Regions from separate parts of the Homo sapiens genome. Here region 1 is linked to region 2. A link is a contact called in ENCODE Hi-C or POLR2A ChIA-PET data. All regions are on one chromosome and are shown on one strand. The core of a region is the stretch at or near the end of the contact, and the rest is flanking DNA. Distances in the headings are between cores, read along the strand shown. Region 1 has its middle 15 kb from the start of MAP3K7CL. Region 2 overlaps MAP3K7CL (MAP3K7 C-terminal like).

Evidence for each region. Hi-C counts contacts between places; a loop is a spot of excess contacts on that map. ChIA-PET counts read pairs that join two places held with the same protein, here RNA polymerase II (POLR2A). Pooled maps may share reads with other maps.
Region 1: POLR2A ChIA-PET joins it to region 2 with 12 read pairs in HEK293. The contact joins two enhancer-like sites. A Hi-C loop is called at or near these places in 7 of 168 maps with a recorded cell type or tissue (A673, CD14-positive monocyte, PC-3 and 4 more), 8 of 37 single-sample maps with no recorded cell type and 5 of 50 pooled maps. POLR2A ChIA-PET finds 5 or more read pairs at or near these places in 9 of 52 experiments (A673, AG04450, BJ and 6 more).

What each region holds. Positions count from the first base shown.
Region 1 is chr21:29,112,729-29,119,485 of GRCh38, reverse strand. It overlaps a transcript of MAP3K7CL not described here. Among named protein-coding and RNA genes, the nearest start is that of MAP3K7CL, 15 kb to the left of the region's middle. Within about 2 kb of position 1,944, at least 2 of the 41 ENCODE cell types and tissues checked have a DNase peak (open chromatin) inside an H3K27ac peak, as active enhancers do.
Region 2 is chr21:29,151,590-29,158,238 of GRCh38, reverse strand. All of the region lies in intron 3 of MAP3K7CL (MAP3K7 C-terminal like), which reads right to left. Among named protein-coding and RNA genes, the nearest start is that of MAP3K7CL, 24 kb to the right of the region's middle. Within about 2 kb of position 2,683, at least 15 of the 41 ENCODE cell types and tissues checked have a DNase peak (open chromatin) inside an H3K27ac peak, as active enhancers do.

The sequences.
Region 1 (6,757 bases), core at 695-3,194, 38 kb after region 2:
TGTGCCAGACCTCACAGAAGCAGGTCTGAAAGCCACAAGAATGGCTCCATTAGGAATAGGAAATGGTTAGACTGCTTGATTGATGCCATATTGAAAAGACATTTAGGCAATTGGCAGAAGGGCAAAGACCTTTAGGGTTGAATTAGTGATGAGTACATGGAATAAAAAGGCAAGCAAACAAACAAACAAAAATTTAGCCTGCCCTCCAGGGACAGGGCTGAAACTCTACTGTAAAGTAAAAATAACCATCGTTGACTATTTGCCTCAGCTGTGAATACATTTACACGAGCCTAATATTGTCAGTACTGAATGTTGATCTAACAAAAATTACACTGTGGAAAGGAGGTGGCAGAGAAAGGGTATTTGTGTGTGGGATGGTGTGGGGATGCAGGGAGAGAGCCAAATCCTCATCCTCCATGGGGAGAAGCCAATAGATAATGGCCGAGACTGGTAAAAGCAAGAAATAGTCATGCAAACACATCTCATAAAAGTGGGAAGTAAAGACCAGCACCATCATCTAGACAGTGTTTACCTCTGGAATGGGGAATATGGGAAGTAGGAGGGCTGAGCCCTCTTGGGATTTTTGTAATAAATCTTGCAGAACTATTTGACTCCTTAACATATGCGCATGCACAACTTAAAGAAAAATTAAAATGTTTAAAGATCCATTTGTTGGCTCACTCTTGCCTAAAGAATCACGTCTTTAGTTTGGCATCCAAAGCCCTTCATAATTTGTCCTCCTTTCCTCCATACTCATCTCATGCTCCCACCTTCCCTACAGTGGGGTCACACCGAACTTCTCTCAGTGTTTTCAGATACTATGGCCTCATTGCCAACTTTGTGCCTTCACAGATCAAGGCCCTCACTCCTGTCACCTTGTCTGTGTAGTCATTTCAACCCCTGTCCTCCCAAAACCCTTTGTTCATTCTCCTGCTAATGCACTGAGTACCACATTGTGCTGCTTCCATTTACCATCCCACTGTCACCCCCAATTCAACCAAAGACACATGATCAGTGCCTTGCCCTTAGCAGGGCCTCAGTAAATATTTCTGGAACTAAATTGAACCTGGGATGCAAGTGCCTAATAGGGAAGGTACCCATAAAAGTCAGGGACACACATGGAGAAAAGTTAAGACACTTTGGGAGGCCGAGGCAGGCAAATCACCTGAGGTCAGGAGTTCAAGACCAGCCTGCTCCACATGGTGAAACGCTGTCTCTACTGAAAATACAAAAATTAGCCAGGTGTGGTTGCACGCACCTGTAATCCCAGCTACTCAGGAGGCTGAGGCAGGAGAATCACTTGAACCAGGAGGTGGAGGTTGCAGTGATCTGAGATCATGCCACTGTACTCCAGCCTGGGCAACAGTGCAAGAGTCCGTCTCAAAAAAAATTTTTTTAATTTAAAAAAATTAAATTAATACTCTCTAAAGTTTCTTACAATTCTAAATTGTAGTAGGTGGAGCCAGTCCCTGAATAAAAAAATAATTATCCACAGAATTTCTTCTCTGGTTTTAATTCTGTAAAGATTCAACTGGTTTGTAACAAACCAAAAATACATTTTACAGCAGTCGTCAAGAAAAGAACAGAATAAAGATAATCTCTTCTTCCTGTGGAAGGTAGTTACCAACACAACCCTCAATTTTACTGCCAAACCCATTTAGTCATCGGATATTTGGTACCCGAATAAAATCCATTCAGTCCCTGATCACACTGTGAAACCTGAGGACATTCAAAAAAGTGACAAGAAAGAGATCATGTTTTGTTCATAAAAACATTTTTCAAATTAAGCCATCACATCCTAAAATAGTAGATTAGAATCACCCAGCAGGACTTCTTCCTGAAAGCATGCAAATGCACAATCCTTGTTTAGAAGTGAGTGTCAATTACTTGTGCAGACACAAAAATGACTAATCACTGGGGCCTAATAAGGCACCTGTCAATTTTCCTTTTTTTAGCTTAGCTACTTTCAATTCACAGGAGTTGTCCAATACAAACAGCATTTTGCTGACAGTTTTGTGTGTGCTTCAGCAGTGATAGCATTCAAACTAAAATGGAGCATCAGATATTTCTATCCACTTCTTAAAAATACATTTTAAGAATTACAGTATTAACCACAAATGAATGGCTGCCCAGCCTCACAAATGAGATACAGAAATAGCATTGTTAAGTCCATCAGAGAAGGAATAGCTTTCCATCACCGCTCCAGCTAAATGGGAATGAAGATTTCCTAGAAGAGTCCACAAATAGAAAATGACATTTTCCTGGAACAGAAAAATTCTAGTGAAGGACAGGAGATTATCTTCTTTTGAGATTTAAGGATCTTATAATGTATATTAATTATATTAAATTAAATTAAATTATGTCAAATAGAAGAAATATATTGATAGTTAAGACAGATTTCACAGATGCTTTTGTGTTTGAAATAAGAGTATGCATTATTAAACCACAAAAAGCCTTACTCAAGGTGAGCATGACAATAATTAGAATCAAAGTGATATTTCACCAGTTGCCAAATTAATCTAAACAATTCAAATTAGACAAGTGTGTTCTGCAGGGCCCTTTATGGCCTAAGTACCATGGCAATGGAAGTTATTTATATATCAGGAAATCATTCCTGAACATGAAAAAGTATATTGCTTTAAAAAGCTTTTTGGACTAACTATAGCTGATTCACACCCTGAATGATAAAATTATTTATATATTCAAATTTTTAAAGAACTCTTTGAAGAGCCTAATTAGCATGCTTTTAGTATTCTTTTTCCAAATTTAGATTCTGAAATTCAGAATGAACAAGAATGACATTCCCTGTTTATCAAGAAAAACTAAATGAAGATGAATCAGAATACAGACAGAAGTTTGTACTCTCTTTGGGTTTCTTAAAGGAAGACTTTAGGAAAATTTTATCTGTCATTGACCTGAGATATTTTTAATAATTTTCTTTAAGGACACATTAGGAACAAAAAAAATAGTCATTTCAACGAGATCTTTCCATTTGTGGCTACATGGGCAGTAGGAAAGAATTGAGGCCCATGTGATTCTGTTACTAATGTTAGAGCTAGAAGGCTTCTTTCAGATCATCTAAATCATCCTCTGATTTTACTCGAGAAAACTCATCCATCATTTATATTTACATTTATATTTTTTAAATATTTGTACTTATAAGTTTTCTTCACGTGTTGCTACCAAGATCCCAGATGTCATTTACTTGACTCTTCTAAATTCATGTGACTTAACAAGGTAAGAATCTCATGGCTTGTTCAGTGACAGAGTTAGTATAGCTGAAGATTTATTGTAGCCTGCTATAGCACTGGAAATAGAAATAACGAATAAAAACAAAACTCATGAACTACCCGTCGCCACTGTTTACTGTTGCACATGGGATATAGAAAAGCATTCAAAAATGCTGATTCAATGAAAGAGCTTCACGGAAGAAACCACTAGAGTATACATAAGTAAACTATGCAGAAAGCCACGGAACAGATCGAATCCAAGGCTCGCTTTACCACCAATTCACTGCGTTACTCTGAGCTAGTAACAATTTCTCTGGTTCCCAGATTACTCCTCTGTCATTTTTTAGATTCAATTAATGTTTACATAGACTGCATATGTGTCAGGTAGTACATTAAGGGCTTTAAATAGAATAATTAATTTAGTTCTCACAGTGATCCTGCGAGCAGGGCCAGCTTCCTGGCAAGTGTCACAGGGCCCATGCTCAGAGGGGTCCCACACTTGGTTTGATGCTATGCTGCTGCCGTCTTGAAAGGTGAACAAGGGGCCCAGCATTTTCATTTCATTGAGATTTGAACAAGAGTCTGGAAGCTATGGAACCAGTCCTACCTATGAGGCAAGAACTATTATCACCCCAGTTTTACAGATGGGGAAATGGAGGTAAAGGGAGGTCAAATAACCTGCCTACGGTCAAAAAGCTAGTCATTTTTGAAGTCAAGTTTCACATCCAGGCCATGACTGTGACCACTCTGGCCCCCTGCACTCAGGGATAACTCTGGAGGCCTTTATAGCTAAGTTCCCTGATATTTCTGCAATTCCAACTAAGGCCCTCTACTAAAAAGAATGTTGATTTCACTCTTTCCTCCTTCCATCAATGCTTTTTATAGATGCAGAATTGCAGTGAATAGAGAAAAACACAAACAAGCCAAATCTGAAAAAAGAACTGCTTAGCTAAATGAAAGGTGAGATGGTTTTAAATGGTCGTAGCAGGGGCTTAGCTATTTAAATGACAAGCTAAACAGGATACCTTTTGGGCTATTTCAGACTCTGATCCTCAAATTAGAGTTTTTAGGAGTGGGATCTAGAGCCCTACATGGGGAAGACCAAGTTAGCCCGGCATGATGAGGCCACAGCAGAGGCGGGACACATCAAAGGAAGCACTCTGCACTGCCTTATATAGACGTGAAAACAGCCCAAACCCCCTGCTGTCCAATGGGCAAACATAAATAAATGGTTTGCATCAGCTGAGGATCAAATACTAAAGAAAACAGTCAAGATTTCCTCAGGGCTCTGTGTCAAAGGTCAAGTCTCCTGTAGAGAGAAGCATCTGGCCTCCTGTGGCTCCTAGATTTTCTTGTCCAAGTCTTTCCACACCCACCTTCTATCGAAAGTAACCTTGGGTGACTCACTTTGACTAGAATATTTGAGCTCAAGGGGATGGAATGTAGACATTCCCATTAATCCAGGGCCTGGTCTACACCCTACAGTCTCTGAGAGTTTATTATTATTATTATTTGCCGTCATTTAGGTTTCCATCTATACTCTGCTTTTGAATTTTAAAAATCATAGCCAGGTGCAGTGGCTCATGCCTGTAATCCCAGCACTTTGGGAAGCCAAGGCAGGTGGATCTTTTGAGCCCAGGAGTTTGAGACCAGCCTGGGCAACATAGCAAGAACCTGTCTCTACAAAAAATACAAAGCTTAGCCAGGTGTAGTGGCTCACACCTGTAGACTCAGCTACTTGAGAGGCTGAGGTGGGAGGATCAATTGAGCTCGAGAGGTCGAGGTTGCAGTGAGCCGTGATTGCACCACTGTCCTCCAGCCTGGGTGGCAGAGCAAGGCCCTGTCTCAAAAATAAATAAAAAATAAATAAATATAAAAACAAAATAAGGCCTGGCATGGTGGCACACACCCGTAATCCCAGCACTTTGGGATGCCGAGGTGGGCAGATCAATTTTGACCAAGAGTTCGAGACCAGCCTGGTCAACATGGCGAAACCCTGCCTCTACTAAAAATACAAAATTTAGCTAGGCATGGTGGCGCATGCCTGTAGTCCCAGCTACTTGGGAGGCTGAGACATGAGAATCTCTGGAACCCAGGAGGCAGAGATTGCAAAGAGCCGAGATTGCGCCACTGCACTCCAGCCTGGGTGACAGAGCAAGACTCTGTCTCAAAAATAAGTAAATTATTTAATTTAATTTAATTAATTAGAATAAAACTCTCCTTTTATTTAACTCCCAAATATAGATCAATGAAAAGGCACCCCAGATTTGGGCAGAAATGATACCTCTAAAAAGAACCACAGAAGCTGCTATTCTAAACCAAGCACACTCCTTCCTCATTGCCAAATGCCCTCGCCCAGTGCAGACCAGAACCATATGAGCAACACTGAACAGGCCAGCAATTGATGCTTAAGTAGGCATTATATGGCCGGGCGTGGTGGCTCATGCCTACAAGTAATCCCAGCACTTCAGGAGGCCGAGGCAGGCAGATCATCACCTGAGGTCAGGAGATTGAGACCACTCTGACCAACATGGTGAAACCCCATCTCTACTAAAAATACAAAAATTAGCTGGGCATGGTGGCACACCTGTAATCTCAGCTACAGGGGAGGCTGAGGCAGGAGAATTGCTTGAACCTGGGAGGCAGAGGTTGCAGTGAGCTGAGATTGTGCCACTGCACTCCAGCCTGGCACAAGAATTGCTTGAGCCCAGGAGGCAGAGGTTGCAATGAGCTGAGATCATGCCACTGCACTCCAGCCGCAGTGAGCACAGAGCGAGCAACCAGGTGGATTGTTCAGATTTACACATGCCAAGAGAAAGAGAGATGGGGGAAGGCCTCTGGGAGAACAGTGAAGGAAGTCCAAATTCAAGTCTGAAGTCAGTCTGGAGCTAAAAATTACAATTTCCCAACTAATATTGCATGAGTTGGAAGAAAGGAAGGCCACGTTGAGGTCCAAAATAGTGGCATAAAATATTTAATAGAATAAATATCTTAAAGCACAAAGCAAAAATATACACGATGGAAATTATGAAGAAAAAGAATTTTGAGAGAAAATGGTCACAATCCAAAAATCCTATATCCAAACCACCTGCCAGTTTAAATCATAATGAAATTCCAAGGCACAGAGGAAGAGGAAAAGAAAATAAGATATAGATAAATGGGGCCGGGCGCAGTGGCTCACGCCTGTAATCCCAGCACTTTGGGAGGCCAAGGCGGGTGAGGAGTTTGAGACTAGCCTGGCCAACATGGCAAAACCCGTCTCTACTAAAAGTAACAAAAATTAGCTGGGTGTTGTGGCACAGGCCTGTAATCTCAGCAACTCGGGAGGCTGAGACAGGAGAATCGCTTGAACCCAGGAGGCAGAGGTTGCAGTGGTGCGCACTCTAGCCTGGGAAACAGAGTGAGACTCCATCTCAAAAAAAAAGAAAAAAAAAAAATTTCCAAAGGTCTCGTTTGCTGGGAGGAAAGGCAGAAGAATGAAGAAATGTATTCTGATGGAGGGAGAAAGCATGAAGTTTAAAAGACAT
Region 2 (6,649 bases), core at 1,434-3,933:
TGCCCCAGAAATCGCTACCCACTCATCAATTTTCACCTGTTACACTGGCAACTTACCAGGTATAACAGTAAGGGGAATGAAAGCAATTTATTCTGGGCACCATAGCCAAGCTGTTGAATCATCTGTGCCCTGTTAAAGGATTTGCCTCCTGGAAGGCCCTAAGACTCTACACATCAGATCCTGTCCTTACAAACACCACACAGGCTATACTCAGTTGAAACAAGAGCTCAGTACGTGTAGGTACCTGAACCATGAATTCAGCACAGTTAACTATGTGGCAGCGAAAAAGTTCTAGAACTCTACATAAAGGATTCACAACTTTAAGATAACATAGAGAGCAGCCGTGTAAAGGGAGATATGTCTTTTGCTGCTGTAATTTAAAAGGAAAACTGAAAAGTACATTAATAACTTTCTTAAGAAGGGAGAGGCCTTCCCTGCCTCACCCCCAGCTTACCACCTGTAATGATTTTTACTAAGTGGGAAATGTTGTCATTTGTTCTTTTTTTACTACTGGCACCTCTTAATTGTGGGAAATTCAAGATGTTGTTATCTATAGGTAGAGCGATCATGCCACTAAGCATATGTGATGATAGGTAGTACATATTTCAAGATATCCACACGTGCTTTCAGCAGCATGATCATGCTATCTATACATAATAATATTTTCAAGACTTCCCATCATAAAGAAGGGACAATCAAAAAAGAATAAGCCTAAAATACTTTGTATCCAGTTTTCAGGGAGTACAAAGATTCCAGGGGTCACTTCAGCCTCTGGATCCTAAAAACTAAGCCTTCAACTTGACATAAAACTCAGCACCACTTCAAATGTTCCAAGTTTGTATGAAAACATTAAAGAGCAATATAGATTTCTATTTTTTAAGTAAAGAGGAAGGTTATATTGCATAACCCACCAAAACATTGTAAAATTCTCTCATTTGTTGCCATAGGAAGAGGGAAATAAGGAATTGTTGTTTAATGGGTACAGACTTTCTATTTTGCAAGATGAAAAAGTTCTGGAGATCGGTTGCACAACAATGTGAATATACTTAACACTACCAAACTGTACACTTAGAAATGGTTAAGATGGTAAATTTTACCATATGCGTTTTTACCCATAATAAGAAAAAAATCAATGCAAAAAAAATTATTTCATTAAACCTTTCTGCTGTCTCTAGCCCATCTTCTAAGCAGTGCTACCAGGGTTACCTAGGAGAGGCTGACTCCATTTGTACTCAATCTTTTGCTCTTTCCCAAATTTCTCCCCAGAGAACTTCAAATTTCTCACCCCTTTATAATCTCGAGCCATTCACTGGTAACCCCAAACATTGTTGAGCAAATCAAAGTGCTCTCCGGTCAACGGAATCTACTGTTCTTAGAGGGCAGTTGACATCATTGGCCATTTACCCCAGCCAGGAAACTGATCAAAGAATTTGCTTAAATATATATGGTTCTTGTCCCAGCAGGAATTCTGGTGAATACAAGTATTAAGATATTCAGGTTTTATACCTAATACAAAAAGTGGCACTATAGAATAATGTGATGTGTTGTTCCATGTAGGATGGAATAACTCTCATTGCTTTGTGATATAATGTGTGTATGTATGTTGTATCATCAGGTCCTGACTGAGGGTAATCCTCTCTTACCTTACCTTTTGAGAGGTAATCCCTCAAAATAAGAGACAATATATGGCCAACAGTATTAATCAAACACAAGCTTCTGCCTGAGGAAATCGATTCTTAGAATTCAAGAATCAGGTTTCCAGTTTAAAAATGGAGTGTCAGTACGCTTAAGTAACATGACATGTAAAACACTGGCACTCATGAATTAACTGGCTGTACGTGGGTTTATGTAACACATGCTCAAATTAAAAACTGTAAAATAACTTAAAAGAATACCTGTGGGTAACTAGATGAGAAAACATCTATTAACTTCTTGGAATAAAAGAAACACTATTTCAGTTCTCATTGCTTGATTTTGACTATTCTTGTCAGAGAGATTTTCATAGTTATAAGCCCATGCTGGGAATGGATGTACGATAAATAAACTCTTAATGTTGATAGTTAATTATTTTTCACATCAGGAGGAAAAAAATTCCCTTGTTATTTTCTCCACAATGATGCTACATCCTCCAATTTTGGATACACTTATCCCACCTTCCTGCTTAAAGAATGAAATATTGCACTCCAAAGAAAAGGAATCCAAAGATAGTTGAGTTGATAAATTGAAGAATAAAGATACTGCTAATGTACTAGAGCACAAATTCTGTGCGGTCACAGCAGCAGCTTTTCAGATGCACTCCCTGCCATCGTATCTGGTTTACTATACAACGCAGCCAGTTCTTAGGAGGTGAAATTAACACCTTCTCCTAACAGCGCCTCAAGCCAACTTTGAAACACATGTTTCCAAGACACAGACTGGGGCTTGGGTGAGGTCACAGCCCAGGAGGAGATACTTCCTCCTCGCCCACTTTTCCTCCATCTCCGCCTCCTCCCGCTGCCGCCTGAGGATGGAGCTCGCAAGGGCTTAATATTTCATGGCAGTGCAGCGTGAAGGAGCTGCTGCTATCTCTGGTATCCGCCCCAATTATCAGGACCGATTTAACAAGATGAAGTAAGAGAGAAACCGCAGGGTCCGGTTCCAAGAATGCCGGCTTGAGCCACACGGTGCTATGGTGCTGTTCTGCTCTCTGCCTGAGCTTGCCGGTTCATAGCAAGCTCCTCCCGAAGTGGATTCCACTCCCTGGAACAGACCCCATGGGGAAGGACCCAGCCAAGCCACCCTCAGCTAGGAGCAAAGCCGGCTCGGGCGTTTCCGTTTTCTATTTGGCTTCTGCGAATACTACTGGCCCCATCCTCTTCAAAAATGTCAGAATTTAATTTTCCTATCCCAGCTTCCCACACAGGAGATATATTTAGGAAGCTAAACATTCTACACTCGCTGAGCACTCTTTGTATTTATTCCTTGATTCTCAGGGTTACCTACTTTTGGGAAAGATGGGGGTGTCTGATTTAAATTTACATTACATTGTAATGTCTTAAAATTAACAAGCATCGTTTGTTAAAACTGAGAGGAAAAACACAGTCCATGCTGATTTCGATATTTAAGAACTCTATTATCTTAGAACTTTAAATATTTTAAGAAATGACATTTATATAGTATCTACATTACAGTACAAGTTGAGCACTATCAATTATACTACAGAACTTATACATCATGTTACACTGGAGTAAAGTATATTTAAGTCATTTCTGTTGACATAAACAATATCAAAAGGAGAAAGAACACAAGAGTAGCAAACTTTTTGAACAAGCCATACCTAAATGACAACTGAGCTTCTCAAAACAAACAAAAAATTAAAGGCATTATTGAAAAGCTCCAAAGTATCTATATATGTTTTCTGTGTGGACACAGCAATCAAAGAAAAATTGCAGTATACAATACTTTTCAATGTGTGTATGAGAGAAAATGTCAGCTACGTCTGGTGCTTTCTATGAGAATATACCCTAACCACATTTCCAGATGGATGTTAAAGACCAGTGTAGCAGAATCCTGGAAGGCTAGACTTCTTCATTTTCTATCATTTTCATTTCCCAGATGTCAAGCAATATATTGATGCAAAATCTAAAAGAAGTTTTCGGAGAGGCTGCTTGGATAACAGGATATTATGGTACACAACTGAAGCTACGAAATTGTTTATTTGTGGAGGTGACATCAGTTTCTGGACTTATCAGACTCTGTTAGTTCAGTGTGTACCACAGAGACACCTGTCACTGTCATCTCAGATTAGATAGGAGGACTTTAAGGAGGGATTGAAGCTATTGCTCAATTTGGTTAAAAAAAAAAAAAAGTCATATTGTTCTCGAAGCACCTTGGCTTAATGAAAAGAAGAGGGCATCAGAACTTCTATCCCTAACTTAAAAATTCAAGCAGATGCTTTTATTTCATTTTACATGAATAAAAATAAATTACTTATTCTTAAGTATTTCATTCAATAAATAATTTCACCAGAGAATGAAATTTACATTAATTGAGCAATTATTTTGTCAAGGACTGTGCTAGATCTACTCATTACCGTATTTAATTCCCACAACAATGTGAGATTGATATCATTATCTCCACTTTGCAGTTGAGGAAAGTGAGCTTTCAAGAGAGTAAATAACATGCTGGAAATCACAAATTTAGCTGAGATCCAAATCCAGGCCAACCCAATGCTAATGCCCATGCCTTGGTCATTGTCATTCTTATTAGTTATCATGTCCTATACCTGACAATAAAACATATTTCTCATTCCAATGAAGTTAAGACCACGTTATAGCATAGTTTTGGATCATGTGTAAGTCAAATCATGGTTCCAAAAACATAACATGCTTAAGCAGTAAGACAGGCTTGGTCTTGACCCAAACCCTGGGACCATGAAAGGATGCCACCATCTTTTAGAACAGAGAGAGACAAGTCAAACAGAAAGAAGCTGAGACCTGAAGAAAAGTAATGGCTGGGTGTGGTGGTTCACATCTGTAATCTCAGCATTTTGGGAGCCTGAGGTGGGCAGATCCCTTGAGCACAGGAGTTTGAGACCAATCTGGGCAACATGGCAAAACCCCATCTCTACAAAAAATACAAAAATTAGCCAGGTGTGGTGGCATGCACCTGTGGTCCCAGCTACTCAAGAGGCTGGGGTGGGAGGATCACCTGAGCTTGGGGAGGTCGAGGCTGCAGTGAGCCATGATCATGCCACTGCACTCTGGCCTGGGTGACAGAGCAAGACTTTGTCTCAAAACATAAAAAAGAAAGAGAATAGTGATTTTTCATTCATTCTTAGAAATGGACATAGAATTGGGCGTCCTTTCTTCTGACTATATCATCTACACTAGCTCTACTCAAATACTGTCCCTGATGGGCATGGGAAATTTAGAAACCTAGTCCCAAGAAAGGAATCTGCACAAATAGAACTGACCTTCCACCTACTCCTGGACAGAGGCCCAAGGCCCACAAATGAACATTATAAAGAGATATTCATTTTAACACCTACCTTCTCCTGCGGTCTCTTGCTCAATATTTTGCATTAATAGAGACATCAAGAGAAATGTTTTTCACTGCTATTCTTGCACAAGGCTTTTTTTGGCTTCTGTGAAAATAGAAGCACTGCAAATTACATGCTCAAACTTGTCCACATTCTTGGCAAAACAACAGAAAAATCCTGGGGGTCAAATTAGTGATTGAGTGTCTACCAAATAGCTATTTTATAGCAGCATTTTATAAACTACCAAAGCATGTGTAATGGATATCAGAAAGTCAGAACAGATTTTACAAGGTTATTCTATAACTACATTATGGCAATCTTGCAAACCAGAAACAAACAAAAAAAGTTTCCACCTATCAAAGTAATTTAAGCAGCCTGTATATTCCTTAAAAAGCGTAAGGGAAAGAAGGGAATAGTAAATGTATTTAGACCAAAATTTGGCCTCAAGTTTCTCATCTGTAAGGTGGAGACAAAACAGTTAGCTTACTCATTATTGCAAAGATCAAATGAGATCATATGTAGGGAAACACCCCTTGCCTAATAGGTACTCAGTGGCTTCGGTGGGATTTAAATCCGAGGTTTTGCAGAGAACGGGGCTGACAATACCTAGCATCATCTATTTTCCACCAAGAAAATGTTTAAGTCTCTGATAGAGGTAATCAAGACTCAATTCATTCTCAAGCAAATAGTTGCAACCACAAGGCACTTCATATGCCTTTGTAATCCAACTTTTACTCTTCCATAGTGGATGATGATAGTCGATAAAATTCCAAGAGCCATTACTGTGTAATGAAAGCACACGAGACTGACTATAAAGATGGCCTGCTCTGTGTAATAGATTGTTCCTTTTGTACATAAAGCATTTTCACTGCTTTCAATACAGAGACTTCCTGCAACAGAAGGCTTAAATGTATATGCTTACGCTAAGTATAGAAATAAAAATCTGCTTTTAGATGTCATCTTCTATTAGATTTCTCCTCCCAACCATCATCGTCTTGCTGTTTAGTCACTCACGCCCTGGAGTACAGAACAAAGATAACAGGCAACAGCTCTAGACAGAGGCAACCCTACCCAAAAGCCTTGACAACTGGTAAATGTTTGTAACACTCACTCCTATCCTTCATTCAACAAACAAGCACTTACTGAAATGTGTTTGGTTGTATTGCTGGTAACACACTCTCCATTCACAAAGAGATAAAGCACTATCATACTTTAAGGGGGAAAAAAAAATCAAAACCATGAGCCAGAAACTACCCTCTCAACTGCCTAATTCATTAAAGATCAATGAAGATGAAATAGTTTCATTGGAATAAAATAATTAAATAGACTTAATTTCTAACATATGTCAAGTGGAATTAAAGCTATAAAATTCAAATGGACCTGGCAATGCTTTAACAGAAAAATTATCTGGATAATTGCCAGAGCTACTGTGAGTCTTGTGGAGAATGATCCACGAGCCAGAGAAGACCATTAAAGTTCCCAAAGGAAAAAATGTTGTTCCAACACAAAAAAAGTAGAATTAATGATCCATAATTTGATGAGAGAACAATAGCCTGAATATGCTTTTAGTGTTTTATTTTCAAAATATGTTTACTCCTTATTTTCACCTGATTTCCGTGATAATAAAAT